Linked DNA regions of Mus musculus: region 1 is linked to region 2. Evidence: chromatin loops called from intact Hi-C (ENCODE). Cell type or tissue: heart. All regions are shown on one strand.

What was found. Peaks named below come from ENCODE experiments on the same cell type or tissue, not always from the same donor. Only the 100,000 strongest peaks of a DNase experiment are listed, where the experiment ranks them.
Region 1: it touches region 2 in a loop (2.4-fold over the local background); 2 of 42 quality-filtered maps call a loop at or near these places.

Annotation. Positions count from the first base shown.
Region 1 is chr14:47,391,990-47,399,989 of GRCm38, reverse strand. Dlgap5 (DLG associated protein 5) reads left to right here. Exons shown (of 19, transcript NM_144553.2): 12 at 310-470; 13 at 1,480-1,572; 14 at 4,016-4,235; 15 at 5,673-5,853. Among named protein-coding and RNA genes, the nearest start is that of Lgals3, 22 kb to the right of the region's middle. In heart, a CTCF peak has its summit at 3,538 (motif pointing right); a DNase peak (open chromatin) is centred at 3,679.
Region 2 is chr14:47,083,924-47,091,923 of GRCm38, reverse strand. Samd4 (sterile alpha motif domain containing 4) reads right to left here. Exons shown (of 13, transcript NM_001037221.2): 10 at 3,964-4,165; 11 at 2,754-2,880. Among named protein-coding and RNA genes, the nearest start is that of Gm10371, 28 kb to the left of the region's middle. In heart, CTCF peaks have their summits at 4,435 (motif pointing right) and 5,060 (motif pointing right); DNase peaks (open chromatin) are centred at 4,043, 4,483, 4,983, 7,873 and 1 weaker place; H3K4me3 peaks cover 854 bases; H3K27ac peaks cover 6,025 bases.

The DNA.
Region 1 (8,000 bases), 310 kb before region 2:
TAAATAAGTACACTGTAGCTGTCTTCAGACACCCCAGAAGAGGGAGTCAGATCTCATTACAGATGGTTGTGAGTCACCATGTGGTTGCTGGGATTTGAACTCAGGACCTCCGGAAGAGCAGTCAGTGTTTTTACTTGCTGAGCCATCTTGTCACCCTCTTGTGCTCAGTATTTATGATTAAGTTTTTTTTGGGTAGTCATTTTTGTTTTGCTGTAAGAATTTGATTCTGCGAGCTCGAGGGTATTAGAGGTTAAGACTCAGTTGTCTGGCTTGCTATAAAGGCCCGTTTTCATTTCTTAACTTCTTTAGCTAAAGGTCTTATCCGTACAACGGTTGGTCAAACAAGACTCCTTATCAAGGAGAGATTCAGACAGTTTGAAGGACTGGTGGACAACTGCGAGTATAAACGGGGTGAAAAGGAGACGACCTGCACAGATCTGGATGGATTCTGGGATATGGTTAGTTTTCAGGTATGTGTCAGGTGTGCTGCCCACATCTGCTTCTGACATCGGTAAATGGGATGACAGTAGTTCAGCTACTTATGGTGTAAGGGGTGAGCTCTCAGGACACCCCATGTCAGCTTCACTGCCTTCTCCCCTATGCTGTCAGAGTCTGTGATAATGGTGTGTGTGAGGAGTGAGCCAGTGAAGTTAGGAATTCCTGTCCTATGCTGGGCATTGTAGTTAGAGATGACTGAAAGGCAGAGTCAAGCAGGGCGTGGTGGCACACATGGTGCCAAATCCCAGCTTGAGGCCAGCCTGGTCTACACTTGCAGACAGCCAGGGCCACACAGAGGAACATAGAATCTGACTCCGTCTTACAGCATCCATACTCAAGTGGGCCACGCAGTCACACACATATAACATATACACGTAAGATAAAATCAGTCTGGAAGGAAGGAAAACAGAGCAAGCAGTCAGTTGTGTGTGGCAGCATACACCTTTAGTCCCCTCACCCCGGGAAACTAAGTCTATAGAAGTTGCATTCAGAATTCAGAATTATTAACAATATTCAGGTGCTTTCTACTGTAGAGAAGGATATACATAGGTTACGTGCAAATGCCAGGGAATCTCATGCTCTCTGGTGTGTGTGTGAGTTGCTGAGGACCTGACTTGGGGCTTTCCCTGTGCCAGGCAGGCACTTGAACACACAATTTACAGTGACTTAAACAGCATCTGGGAGGTGGAGGCTGCAAGATTGGGAGTTCCAAGTATTTTCTTGGACAATATAGCAAGTTGTGGGTTTTCCTGGGTTCATGTGAGTCTCCTCTCTCTCTCCCTCTCCCTCTCCCTCCTCCAACTCCCGACACCACCACCACCACTCTACACATAAATCCCCATACACAGGCCTTTAAGTTTAATAACTAACCAGTTCTGGATCACCATTTTCTGTTTATTTGACATGGTCATTCATTTTAGAGTCCTAAAGTAGCAATTTTGACATAGCACTAATTGCACAAACTCGGGCTTTTATCACCAGGTCGATGATGTGAACCAGAAATTCAACAACCTGATCAAACTTGAGGCGTCAGGATGGAAAGACAGCAATAATCCAAGCAAAAAAGTCCTCCGGGTAGGTTTGTGCATCCCTAGCACAGATTCTGCTCTGGTTTGTTTCTAAGAATGTCGTTATTTACGTGGGTGGGTGCTTGTGCCGTGAGGGGCAGCAGGTGAGGGGCAGAGGGCAAGCTGGAGGCATTGGCTCTTCACTTCTGTTACAGAAACTCTGACGCTTCACAGACTGAATTCATATATTGCTTATTACATTCTGATTGCCGTGGGGGCAAGGGAGCAAGGATATACTCAACACAAAATGTAAGACGTGTCCTTCCAAAGAGAAGAAAGTCACAGATGAGTAGTAGACTTGGGGTACCTCGGTGACTTATGCTCCTAGACAGTGGGTGGATGTGCATGTGTTTGGTTTATTCTGAGAGTTGGACCCGTGTTGACATATGTTTGTGGCAGCCTTGTAATACCAGCTCTAGGGAGGCTGGGCAGGGTTCAAGACCAGCGTGGGCTACATAGCAAGTATCAGGACAGCAAGGACTATATAGCAAGACTCTGTTATACACAACCAGAACACACCTCCTATGTTTATGTATTTGCTTGTGATTGCAATAGCAGTAGATAATTTGTGTTTTGTTTATGCTAAACTCTAGATAGTCACATGTTAAGCTTTATAGCAGTCCAGTTGGTTGGGTGCTATAGTCACAGTTTATGATTGAAAATTCCAAAACTCCAAAGATGAAATCATTTGCCCAAGGCTTTCATTCCAGGGTTCCTCATTCCAGAGCCCATGCTCTTAGTGGGCAGATCATGCAAGCTTCTTGTGGGACAGACTGTGGAGTGAGAGACGTTATGTATTTCTTCACTGTGCTTATGAGGTTTTCTATTTTTCCTGTAAATCATGCTTTTTAATCTAATAAGAATCCACTTGGGTTCAAGAGCTGCTCTCTGTTGCACACACAGGGCGGCCTGCAGAGGCTGCGACTCCAGCTCACACAGGGCAGCCTGCAAAGGCTATGACTCCAGCTCTAGGGCCTTGATACTCTCTTCTGGACTCTGGGGACAGGACACCTGCACTCATGCACAGTCTCACACATAAACACCCATGTACACATAACTTAAAGAGCGTTCTGAAGTCCATCGTACACCTCAAATGGACGTTTATCAAACGGTCAGTCTCCTTCTGACACTTTATACTATGTTATGCAAACAAAGCTGCTCTGATTCTGTCTCAGTAAAATAAACTTTATTATTTCCTCTCAATGAGATCACAGTACAAAGATCTGAGAAGAATGGTCAGATCGTTGAACACACTTTACATCTTCTTTAATGGTAAAGGATGTTATTTATAAAAAATGGCTAGTATAATGATAATTGTTTTTTGGGATGGGTCTTACTAAATATCCCAGCCTGAATTCAAACATAGAATCTGTTGGGGTCCAGGAGTCACCCCATAAACCAGGCGAATATTGATCTCAGTTAAACAAGGATGGTTTATTGAACACATACCCTGAGACCGATCAACCAGGGCAACAGCTCAAAGCTGTGCACTGGACATTTCTCAGGGCCAGCTTATAGAGGCTGAAACCACAGTGAGTTCATGCGCAGGTGCTGAAGGGCTGCCCGGTGGTCAGCCCTGACTCAAGCCATTTTAAACATAACAGTTGATATTGATCTTTGATTTGATGGGTCCTTTGTGAAGCTTACAGCTGTGGGATCTAAGATTAGCAAGCCTTATAACATTCAGCACCATGACAGGTTCTGTGGGAAGCATGCCCCCCAGTCTGGGTCTGGTATTTTCTGTGTCAATGACTGGCAGGCAACAATATGAAATAGCTGGTGGGCATGGAACAAAATGGCTACAGCTATGCTGGGGGCGCAGGGACAGGCTTAGCAGAATCCTCCTGCCTCAGCTTCCAGGATGCTGGGATTACAGACTTGCTCCTGACATACTGTGGGTATTTCTTAATTGTGTGTTTAGCTCTCAAAGTAATTTATCAGTGTCTCTATCATATAAGAATTGTAATTCTGCCTGTGACCACCAGATGTCTCTCCTTCTACATTGTTTGGTTGTTTGGAGAGAACTTTATGAAACCTCATCCACCAGCCCCCATCCCCACCTCCTCCAACAAGGGCATACCTACTTCAGCAGGGCCACCTCTAATTCTGCCTTAACAGTTCTGACTGGGGACCAGCCATTCCCACGCATGAGCCTATGGGGGTCGTTTTCATCCACACCATCAGACGCCACAAGGTGGTGCTCAGTCGGTGGGATGATGTCCCCTTAATATCAGCTGGTCCTGAGCTGAAACAGGTGTGCATTCAAGCCATGGGGGACAACATAGTGAGACCCTGTCTCAGAATAAAAGTTAAAAGGGCTACGGACTTAACTTCAGTGGAAGAACGATTTCCTGGTATGCACAGGGAGGGCTCTGGGGTCAGTCCTCAGTACCACAGGAACAGGAGAAGGTGGTAATGAACATACCTTTAATTACTATTTCTCCTTGCAGAAAAAAATTGTGCCCGGTAGAACAAGCAAAGCAAAGCAGGATGACGACGGACGAGCGGCAGCTAGGAGTCGCCTTGCAGCCATAAAGAATGCAATGAAAGGCAGGCCACAGCAGGAAGTGCAGGCCCACGCAGCAGCTCCGGAGAACACAAAGGAAGTTGACAAAATAGTGTTTGATGCTGGGTTTTTCAGAATCGAGAGCCCAGTGAAGTCATTCTCAGGTTTGTAGCTTTGCTGAGACTGAAGAGCGGTGTTTGGGCCAACTGGGGGCTGGAGTGAATGGTGGAGAGTGACTTTCCCATGAAAGAGCCCACACGCTGATGGCTAGAAGTGGGTTCTGTGCTGGCAAGCCTGCGTGCACATCAAATATTGAGACGAGTGCGGGCTTGTGCCTGTTCTCCAAGTGATGCCATAGCTGTCTCTGCCATGCAGTGCCAGTCTGTCTGTGAGGTTCCGAGACAAGCTGGGCTAGGGGTACAATGCAGAGGAAGCAGACCTGAGCCATCACACTTCCCTCAGCCATGCCCTTCTGCACGGGGGTTGAGGGAGTCATCTGTGCTGCTGTGTTTGAGATCCTTGGGGGCAAACTCAGCTTGACATATGGTTAGCAAGCACTTGTCCCTCCAGACATAGCCTCCTTTTCTGAAATCCTCTCTTTTTAGACAAGGCTTGGCTAAGTTTCCCAGGCTGTCCTTGGACTCACACAGGCCTGTAGCTTGCTGTCTGAGCCTCTGGAGAGGATGTGGTGTCGGGCTTGTGCCACCAGCCCCCACTGCGCATCCCTGTATTCAACAGTCTCCTGTACGCTACCCACGTGAGGTCATTCTCTTACCTCCTGCTAGGACTGTGGTTCTGGCAGCAGCTGCTCAAGTGCCATGTTGGAGGAAGCCGAGTATCTCAGCAGTTTATCTGTAATGCTTTCTTGTTCCCCTGTTCCCATGACTAGCCTATGTTTCAGCGGTGTTTGGTAACCATCTACAGCAGGATACAGCTGATGTCTCAACTTACCAGGAAAGACTCTCTTTTGACTCGGGGTTTCTCTGTGTGGCCCTTGCTGGTCACTATATAGACCAGGCTGGCGTCAAACTCACAGAGATCTCTTACCTCTTCCTAAGTGCTGAGATAAAGGTGTGCGCCGCCACTCCTCTGAGTCAACGCTCTTGACCCAAGCACTTGTTGCCTGCGTTAGCTAGGGATAGCCCACTTGCTAATTTACATTATACCTTCTAAAACATTCTTCCTGTAGAGGTGCACCTCTTCGTCTTTCTTTCTAAGTTTTAGTTTGATTTTATGTACCTTTACCTACACTTTGTCCACACCACGTGTGTGCCTGATGCCTGTGGAAGTCAGAGGAGAATATCAGATCCCCGGGACCTGGAGTTAGAGCTGTCGTGAAATATCACTAGGTGCTGGGAACCAAACCTGGCTCCTCCGGGAGAACAGCCAGTGTCCTTAACAACTGAGCCTCTCGGCAGCCTTTTGCATCATAGGCATGGCATATGAAAGCTAAGCACGGGCTAACGTGACGATCCTCTTGTCCCACAAAGCCCCTGGTACTGGACAGTAACAGATGTTGACAAGAGCAGGCTCTGTGCCTCCTCTCTGAACAGAGACTGGCCGGAAAGACTTGCTATGGGGCTTGTTCTTCTTATTTCCAGTCCTGTCTTCTGAACGTCGTTCTCAAAGATTTGGAACACCTCTGTCTGCCAGCAAAGTTGTGCCTGAGGGCAGGGCTGCAGGGGACCTTCTGAGACAGAAGATGCCACTGAAGAAGCCGGACCCTCAGAGCAGCAAGAGCGAGCATGTTGATCGGACGTTTTCAGATGGTCTTGAAAGCAGGTATCTCTTTCATGTGTACTGTGAGTTTAGTGGTATTGACGTGAGCTATCGTTCCATATGGTTAAGCTGGTAAAGTATATATATCAGCCGTATGTTTCTAATTAAACTTCACATGTAACCCTGTAACATGTGGGCAAGGCTTCCTCTTTTCTAAGGAAACAGACTTCAGATTTCAGGTTGGAACCAACTCTAGTGTTGGTAATCATAGCCACTCAGGGGCTGAGGTGGAAGGATTATTTCGCCAGCAGTTTGGAGCCAGCTTTAGCAACACTGCCTGTCTTAAAGCACCAGGACTGAAGTTGGTAAGTGGTCCTGATGCAATTGGCAGAAGTGTACCGTGCAGTACAAGGGAGAGAAGCAGTGTGGTATCCTCTGGTGAGAGAAAGTGCCCAGTGTGTGCAGACAACCTAGACATCGCTTTAGGTCATTAGCTAGCCAACCCTTAGAGTAGCCCTGCCAGGGACGGGGAGAGAAACTTAAGTGGTATCTTAATGAAGTTTAGCTTGTAGTTGCTCAAACTGATCCATTCTCTACACAATTGCATCAGCATAACCTAAGCTGTCCTTCCGGTGGCTCATAGATAAGTGTGCAGCTCATCTGAGGGGGAAGAGGAACCTTAAACAAGTAGGAAATTGTAATCTGATGTCTGGAGAAGATGTTGGACTTGTTATTAACCTGAAGTTTGAAAAATGTTAGCCGGGCAATGGTGGCGCACGCCTTTAATCCCAGCACTATAATGTCTTTTTAAACTTTTGATATATGCCAAAAGCATTTTCATCCTTTAGGGCCTCAAAAATGCTTTTGGTATTATAAAAATCTGTTTTGTAAGATATCAATTTATTATCATACTTTGTATAATTTATTATTAGACTTTATATAATTTATAGTTTATTATCTATATTAAGAAGACCTGTAATAGCAGTTGAGTCATATTGTTACTGGGGCCAGCAAGATAGCTCAGTGGGTCACTTGTTTTGCAAGCCTGTGGCCTTCACACACACACACACACACACACAGCTTTTTTAATGTTCATTTGCAAACGTTTACCAGAAGGCATCTTAAAACAACTTTGAACCAGGCAGTGGTGGTGCATAACTTTAATCCCAGTACCTGGAAGACAAAAGCAGGTGAATCTCTGAGTTCGAGGCCAGCCTGGTCTACAAAGTGAGTTCCAGGACAGCCTGGGCTACACAGAGAGACCCTGACTGGGAAAAGAAAAAAAAAAAACAAAACCAACTTTACAATAAGTTGATGTTTAAGATTCACTTTTATTTATGTGTGTGCGCTACACGTGTGTGGGTCCATGCAGGGGCAGAGGAGGACTTCAGATTTCCTGGAGCCTGACTTACAAGCAATTGTAAGTTGACCAATATGGGAACCAAACTCTCGTCCTCTGTAAAAGCAAAAACTCATCTCTCTGGAAGAGAATATTTTTAAAACAAACGTGAAGAAGTAAAATTTCATTCTGTTTAGTTACTTTGAATGTGTAGATTCACGCATGGGTGCTGTGGCGTGTGTGGAAGCCAGAGGGCGGCTTTCAGCAATCAGTTCTCTCCTCCTAACATTCGAGTGAGTTCCAGGGCTGAGCTCAGATCAGGCTTGGTGGCAGCTCCTTTACCTAGGAGAGATTATGACAGATGCATTGTCTCAATTTGTTTTTTATTAACATACAAATTAAGTGGGTTTGTTTGTGTCATCTTCATGGTTTTGGTTTTTGGTGGTCCTGGGATTGAACACAGAGCCTTCACATTCTGGGCAAGCACTCTGCCAGCCCTGTACTGTGTTCTTCTTTTCAATCACATCTTCATTTATATTTGTTCTGCCTCTGTGTTTGTGGGCACACACATACTCAGATCTAGTGTCTACTTACATTTATGATTAGAATATATTTAATGATGCTATCAAGTAAACGTAGCCAACTTGCTGGCATGGTAGCTCATTTGTAGTTCCAGCACTTAGGAAGCTGAGGCAGGAACATTGAGAAGCCAACCTGTCACACAGAGCACAGCAAAGCTGCCTACACAATTACTGAGCCGCTTTGCTTCAGGACTTGGCCTCACCCTGGCCTGTTCTGGTTATGTGGCTCTGGATCTAGCTGAGATTCAACATTGCAGGTGGAACGGTATTAGACTGAGTGATTGGCAAAG
Region 2 (8,000 bases):
ATGCATTTGGCTGGGGTAAAGTTGACCCATTGACCAGTTCCTCTGCCTCCTGTCTCTGAGCCACAGCCAAGCTGTTTGCGTAGGTCTATTAGAAAGGTGGGGAACAACATCCACCACACACTTTGAATGGTCCCTAACCCTGCCTCTGTCTCTGCACAACAGTCCCTTACATTCCACAGTGGGCTCAGGACACTGTCCTCGTTCTTTCTAAAGGCATCCTACTGAGAAGGAAACAGGGCCACAGCTCAGAGGGTTGTGTTTCCAGGTTCGCAGCTTTCTGAGGATGGAGGACTCCAGTCACAAGCCAGTACATGGGCGAGGTTTGATGTATAGGGCAGGTATCACTCGGTGAAATGGTGCAATCTTGCCGTCTTGCACACAGGTCCTCTGGTTCAAGAGCACTTTCTTTGCATGCGGTCTTGTGCAAGTGAAGGGTGCCATTTTCAGAATGTAGGCTTGTGAGTTCTACCCCACCTGTGGTTTTCTTGTGGGAAAGCCTGCTCTGGGCCCTCTGCAACTTCTTGTTGGTGCTCCTGGCAAGTAAGGAACCTTCAGTGGCATCTAAACATCAGGTTACCCTGAGATCTTCTCTGCCTGAAGCCCAAGAGTGACTGAGTCTGGCTCGACAGACACAGAACTGCTTCCAGAAGGAAGGATCACTTGCCAAGCAATTTCGGAGTTTGATTTCCAGATGGGAAAGAACCCCACCTTTGTGCAAGGTGGCATTCTTACTGGGTGCCACAGGTGTGCTGAGCTCCAGGCCCCTTGTGTGTCTCAGACCTTGTCCTCTCAGTCCAGGAGGCCCTGCTGAGTGTTCCTCTCATCCCGGTGGCCAGCCAGAGTCAGCAGTGACATGCTGGCCTTCCCACTGGAACCAAGGCACACTTGACACCTGTCCAGGTGGAAATAAAGCAGAAAGCCACCATAGGCGGTGTCTGAGACGTCCTGACTATGCAGTGTGGGAAAGAGGGATGAGCCAGCACAACTGAGCAAGGTGACTGGTTAACAACACACACACACACACACACACACACACACACACACACACACACACACACACACACACACACACACACACGGAGGCTTCTCCATATTCCCCAGAGGTGGTCTTCCTTTGTAGGGCAATTATTTTGATGTTCACAAAGTCCATGCTTTCTCAGACGTTGTGGTCTTGGGTTTGGAAGTATGATTTTAAGTGCATGCGTACTCACGTTAAGAAGCCGGGGGTGGGGTGGGTGGGTGGAGAAACGTACCTTGTACCCAAGACAACCATTGGGGAGTTCCCATCTCCAGTTCATTTTATGCTCACATTTACAGGATCCTAGTTGTGTAAAGATGAAGTCCACATTCTGCTTTGGTGCTATAATTCTCCAAGTTCAGTCTCAGCACTGAACTTGGAGAATTCAGTATGAACCCTGAGAAGACCCCATGGCTGACCAGGTTGGGTTCCTCTGACTAGAAAGGCCTACACCCAGCTCCGACCTTTCAGGTTGACTCTGGTCTGGCCTGGAGGTGAGAGGCATTTCTGTGAAGGAAGCCGAGAAGCAAGACCAGCTTTCAAAGTTACTGTCTGGTTATCAGGAAGTGCACCTGGAAGCCCAGCCAAGGCCAAGGCGTTTGCATCCTTAGTGGAGCCACAGCTTCCTGTCTCCTCGCTGAGGGATTCTGGGTCATGGCTCTGACTTGCCTCACCCTTTATGGCCATGTCACAGAGATACCACCCAGCAGGTGCTGAGTGTGAGTGGGCAGAGCCCGAAGGGAGCCCTTGGTTAGCCCAGCAGGTCATTAGCAACGAGGAGACCAGAAGTAGGCATTGCTGCTGTGCATTGGCCACTATGAGGGATTTAAAGCCTTAAGGAGGGGTTTGCAACATCCAAGAAAAAAATCTTTATGAGTGGGGGGAGGGAAAAGAAAAGCCCAGGATATTCTAGAGTTCTAATACCCTGATCTGCGGGAACATTGAAATCCAAAGCCTTGTAAACAATTGCTTCTGGGACAGACACAGGGCTCCAGGCTGTGAGGTGTGGTGAAGCTACCCAAAGACAGGGTGCACCTCCTGTGTATTCACTGGGGGTGGGGGAATCTTGAAAGATGTAGCCATGGCCTAGGTGGTATTGTGCAAGTCTGGAATCTAGTGTTAGTGCCTGTGCAGAGAAAGGCTTCAAGGATCTGTTTGCTGTTTGAGATTCAGGTAGCTTGTTTTAGGAGGCATGGTGACTGAGACCACGTCTCCCCATCTGGCCTTGAGTCCACTCCGTCAAGTTACTCCTGAATCAAGAAACCATGGCTCTGTTTTCCAATGCCATTCCACAGTGACACCAACATTCAAGTTTTTCTCTTTTGTTGTCTTATCCTCTCTTTGCACACATCCCCCCCCCCCCCACCTTTCCACAGGGATCTCTTCCAGGGAGAGCTATCGCTGGTTTAATCAATCTAGGAATCCAGATATCTGACAAGTATCAGAAATATCCCTGTTATATTGCAACCAGTGCTGGGACTTCAGGCTCTGGCTCCCTGCTAGGCAGCCTCTGCTCACACTGGCAAGGCATGGTTTAAAAAAGGAAAGGCTTTCGGCAGCTCTAAAGAATGTGTGGTGACAGTTGAGGCTCAGCACTTTCCGGCTGGGTCACCAGGGCGTCTATTCTGGCATCCCAGCCTCCATTCTGCGTCAAGGGAGAGAGAGAGAGAGAGAGAGAGAGAGAGAGAGAGAGAGAGAGAGAGAGAGAGAAGGGAGCGAGTTAGCCAGGCCCTACCTGGTTGCTGGAACATCAGCATGTTTTGTGGGGAAGTATGCACGGGCAGCGAGCGGGTCTTCTGGACGGAGCTGTGGGTGCGGCTGGGCATGCTGTTGCTGCCCCCAGGGTTGGCAAACCAGAGGTTCTAGGGAGGGACATACAAGAGGGGGGCATTAGTCCAGACCCTGTGGGGATGTGGGGAGGCAGAGCCCCAGCTGGAACTCGGGAGACAGGTATCCCAGGACAGTTTTGGAAAGGCCCATGCTACCCGCCATGGACTTACTGAGAGATGGCTGAGACTGTCCCATTTGAGGCTCATTCACAGGCCTCGCTTTAAGTTTGAGCCACCTTCCCCTCTCCCCATCTCCAAAAGTGTTTTTACTCCATATATTTCTTAAAGGGAGTATGTGTGTGTGTGTGTGGGGGGGTTGTCTTAGAAATACTTGTAGCAAACAGTATAATGAGTTTAAGGCTCTTATTTGAATTTCTTTTTGAGAGTCCCCAAATTTACTCCACACTGAGGAGAAAAGAAAGAGTCAGTACTGGCAACAGGCCTGTATATCATGCAGCTCGTGTGTCCTGTAGTGACCTTGCCTAGAACTGATATCAGGGCTTCTCAGACATGCCCTTCCCATTGGGAGGGACTGCCACCAGCCTCCTCCTGGTGAAGCCTTTCTGTTTTAAAGACAACCTCTCATCAGGCCTGCTTGTATGTTCCCAGGCCCAGGCCAACCTCTATTGCCTCAGGGGGCTGAGGGAATGAACATTTAGGGAAAGGCAAGGTTGGGCTCAGGGGGGCAGAGAGGTCACTGTCAATCTCACAGCAAGGGACAGCCTCCCAAACAATCCTGTGGACTCACCATTGCAGCCGGGACTGTGAGGAAAAAGTCAAAGGAAGCTTATTAAATGCCCACCCAGACCTGGAAGGTGATGGGGTATGTTGGGGGGGGGGCAAAGATCAAGCAGAAGTAGCCCTTGCATGCCTGTCTACAAGGGTCCCAGAGATAAATGTAGCACTAGCTTTCCCAAGCAGCAGACATGAGTTTTTCCGTCTCCAGGGAAACAACGCAAACAGTGATTACCTGACAAGCATAGGCTCAGCTATCTCCTGGTTTAGATTCCCCTGGGGTCTTATCTTTCCATGCAGGAGACTGTCTGGGTTGGAGACATCTTAAAGCCTCAGTCCCTGAGCTTGGTCAACCTCCCTGCTCCCCAGAGCAGAACAAACCTGTCTTCCTTGTTTCATGATGGTGGGGTTGGCAGCGGTGTGGCGCTGGTTGGAGCTGACAAATCCACTGGTGCCCAGGAGACCAAGGCGGGCGGAAGGGACATTCCGAGATGCGATCTGGTACTGTCGTGGGTTCCGTCTGCCCATGCCGCTGCCCACAGAGCTGGCTGTTGGGAGGGAGTTGGACTGCCCAAAGCCACGACTGTGAGAGCAAAGAGAAGAGATCCAGAGGTTCTGGCTCCAGCCCTACATAGCCCAGGCTGCCAGTGGGGTCTCTTGGGGACTGACAAGAGGTTTGGGGGTGCCAATAATAGGCTATGAATCAAACTGTACCTAGTATCTAAAAGCAACAGCACATGCTAAATGTTGGCGCATGCACACTACTCTTAACCCACAAGACAGCCCTATGAAGTAGGCTTCCTAATCTTCACTGCTAGAAAAACTCAGAAAGCTTGAGGATTTTGCTATCGACACACAACCAGCAGGGGGCAGCACTCAAATATGAACCCAAAAGGGGAGCTCAAAGAGTCCCCTGCCTTCTATTCTTGTCTAGTCCAACCTGTGGGTCTGTGCATGAGGCCATGGTGCCTTTCAAGAAGCCACAAAGCAAAATAGTAGGGTCAGTATCTGGATCTGATTCCGTTCTGGTGCGCCTTCCATGATGGCGTGGTTCATTGCTGATCAGGTTGTCTGTAAGCAGTCTTAGATGGAGGACCCGATTGAAATATAAGCTCTGTTAGAAAGGACTGTATGTGTCTTCTTCAGCCCCTTATGTCCCAGGCCCGAGGCACGGAGTCAGAATTTTGCAGAGTAAATGCTGTTTGATATTTCTCCAACTGGGAGGTCACTGCGGTGTGTGGATGACTCCATACACACCTAGGATAGTCCAGTCTCTTCGTTCCCCAGGTCTTTCCTGCAGGGCGGCCCTCACCAGGGCTGGCAAGGCTCCGCTTTTCGGGTCCACGCAGGAGGCTGCTCCCAGCGGGGTCGGATGAGCTCAGCGGAGAAGCCTCCACCAGCCCCGGGCTTCTGGAACCGGACACATTCTTTCCAAGGGAGTCAGGCAGCTTTAGTTATTCAGGAGGGTGAAGGAGGTCTGCGTGGCGGGCAACGGCCACTAGATGGAGCAGAGTCGCTTGGTTGCTAAACTGGGGAGTTTTCGCCAAGCTTACCAGAAGACCCTGCAGATGAGCTGATTTAGCTTAGCCAGTGGAGGTCCAGGGGGCCATTCACAGCAGGTACTTCCTGCGCCAGAGATGGTTGTGTGTGAGTGCGGGGCGGGGGGAGGGGAGGTGGCGTCTGAGGTGGCAATGCAAAAGTTCCCGAGTTCCTAAATGTCTTAGGGAGAGAAGGTTCCAGGCTTTTGAGGCCAAGAAGGGTGTTGTAGAACCCATTCAGAAGAAGAGGTTCTTCTCTTGGGTTCTTGGTCTCTCTGTTTATCTTATCTTCCCTTTCCTCATTGAAAACTGAAAATTAGCGTGAGGCCATTCCATGCAATCAGAGACCCCAGGGAGGTAACTTGTAAAAGTGGCAGCAAGTGTGGGGGGGGAATGGGGGGGGATTTCCGCTTTCAGCTGTTAAGAACAGGTCCTCTGGCTTCTGAAGTCAGAATTTGGGCCACCTGGCAGATAGATGATCAGTATCTGCTAAGACTCCCCCCACCCCTTACTTGGTGTGAATAGATTTTTCTCACTTCCCTCTTTGGCTGGATTTTTAGAAGGCTATTTCTATATGCAAAACAGTAGTGGATGAGTGTTGCCTTAAAATGATCTGTTCTTCCACGAAAGCAACACTGTAGCTTGTAAAAAAATTTTTTTTTGAGACAGGGTCTAACTATGTAACACAAGCTAGCCTCAAACTGCCTTCCCGCCTCAACCACCCAAGTGCTGGGACTACTCAAGAAAATCAGACCTGGATCAAGACTGTATTTTCTAGCCACATCAAGGCCAGAAGGCTCTGTTAGGGCAGTCGGTGAAGAAAAGGAGAACCCTGACATTCCCAAGAGTTAGGACTCAGCTGTTTGGGAGAAGGAGTAAAGCCCAGAGTATTCCGGGGTCTGGGAGGTGGTGGTGGTGGTGGTGGTGGTGGTGGTGGTGGTTACAGTATAGCGGAGGCAGAATTTTGAGAGGCCTTCTTCTTCCTGATGGTGGAGTCTAGCTGTGGTGTCCTCAAAAGGTTATTTTTACAAAGCCAGGTTTTTCTAGAGTTGCTGCCGCTGACAGTGGGATTGAACTCTGAGGTCAGTTAGGACCACTCAGCTTAAGGAAATAATTATGTTTCCCAAGAAAGAACAAATGCCAAATTAAAGTCCCACTCTTGGCCCCTCCTCCATCCTGCCTCCTACCCCCGAGCTTGTCTGCCTCACCTTCTCTGCTTTTCTGAGTCTAACTGATGTCCTTTCCTTGAAACGCATGAAAAGACTTTGATAAAAATAACATTAATAAGAAGCAATTAATTTGGGATTTGTGAGATAATTTAAAGCAGGGGCTTGCCTGCGGTTACTTTTTTATGGGAGAAATGGTTTCTCAAAATAAATTAACAGTGTGAAAATATCCCAGAGGTGATGCGAAGAGCAGAATGTGTTTCATGGGTTTGGCGCCATCGATTTGAACATCCATGATTGGTAGCTGCATTCCCTCGTATCTAGTCAATAAAAAGACTCCGACCTGGCAGACCTCAGGCTGGCCCTGACCTAGCATGTGCTTATAACAGTCTGTAGAGGCTCAAACTCGGACCACGCCTCTCTCTAGGCAGACAGAGGCAGGGGATGTGTTGCTGGTGAGAGGAGCTTAAAAGCCAGGTATCTTCAACTTCTACTTCAGAATGACTTCCTCTAGGAACTGGTACAGCAGGGCCCGGTACTGCAACAGGAGCTGGAGACCTCCTCCTCACCTGGGAGTCGGAGCATCACCCATAGAAATGGGGTGCTTGGCCTGGGAGTGAGTGTATCTCTCATAGAAATGGGGTGCTTGGTGGCAGCACAAGGCAGTTGAGGAGCAGGTCTTGCTTTGCATCCAGGCCGCTGATGCAAGAGTGATCTGCAGCCCATCAGAGCTGGCAACCCCCAAGGGCTGGAGACTGGTGAGCTGGCAGTAGTATCAATTTGCAGGCATATCCTCTGTGTGCATTAGCCTGAGACCAGAGCAGTCATTTGGCTCTGCAGTGGCAAGGAGTACTGATCTGGTGCCCAACACTGGCAAGCTTGCTCCATATCCTGGGTACCTCTGCCTATCAATTTATCTGTAAACTAAGGTTAATAAAAGCAGTTCTACTTCATAGGGTTGTCGTGAGGGTGGAATAAACGAATATATTTTTAGTGTTCAGAAACCACTGGGCATGTGCTAACTAAATGTTTGCATAATAAATAACAGTACTGTGTAGTAGAATGTGATAGCATCTTAATTTTTAAGTAAATCTGTCATGAAGATGTTTCACAAACTCCAGCTGGCCTTATTTCCTTCAAGTGGTAAGGCACACTTATGCAAATGAGCTCCCCCCCACCCCCAATTTAACAACACAGCTTCTGTACGTGCACTGGGAAGTGAATTTCGGAACCTGATGGGTACAAGCAAAGAAATGAATATTTATCTGTTTATGTTTGAGAATGTGACACAAAATGGCGATCCTCTGTAGGATATCGGTGTGATCGCTTCCTTATTCCCAAGTCCTCTCTACCATTGCTTAAGCCAGCCCTCCTCCCTCCTTCACTTCTATGATAACTTAACCTTCACTTCCTATCTCCCATGCACCTGGTCTCTCAGTTTACAGCCATATTAAGGTAACATGTTCTGAAGTGTGACCAGGCTTATTTTTAACTGCATCCAAGAAGCTGAGCTACTATGAAAAATCAAGAATGGTCCTGCCCCGCTATTAGACTGCAGCTCAGACCAAAATAGACGAGCACTGGGCTCTTCACTCTGCCACGGACTATAATTAGCTTGTCTGCAGCTAGAAGGTAGAAAGGCACTACACTACCACTTAAGGTACTGATAGAAGATCCCTCTCAGGTCTTTTCAGAGCCCCGCTTTGTGGCTCAA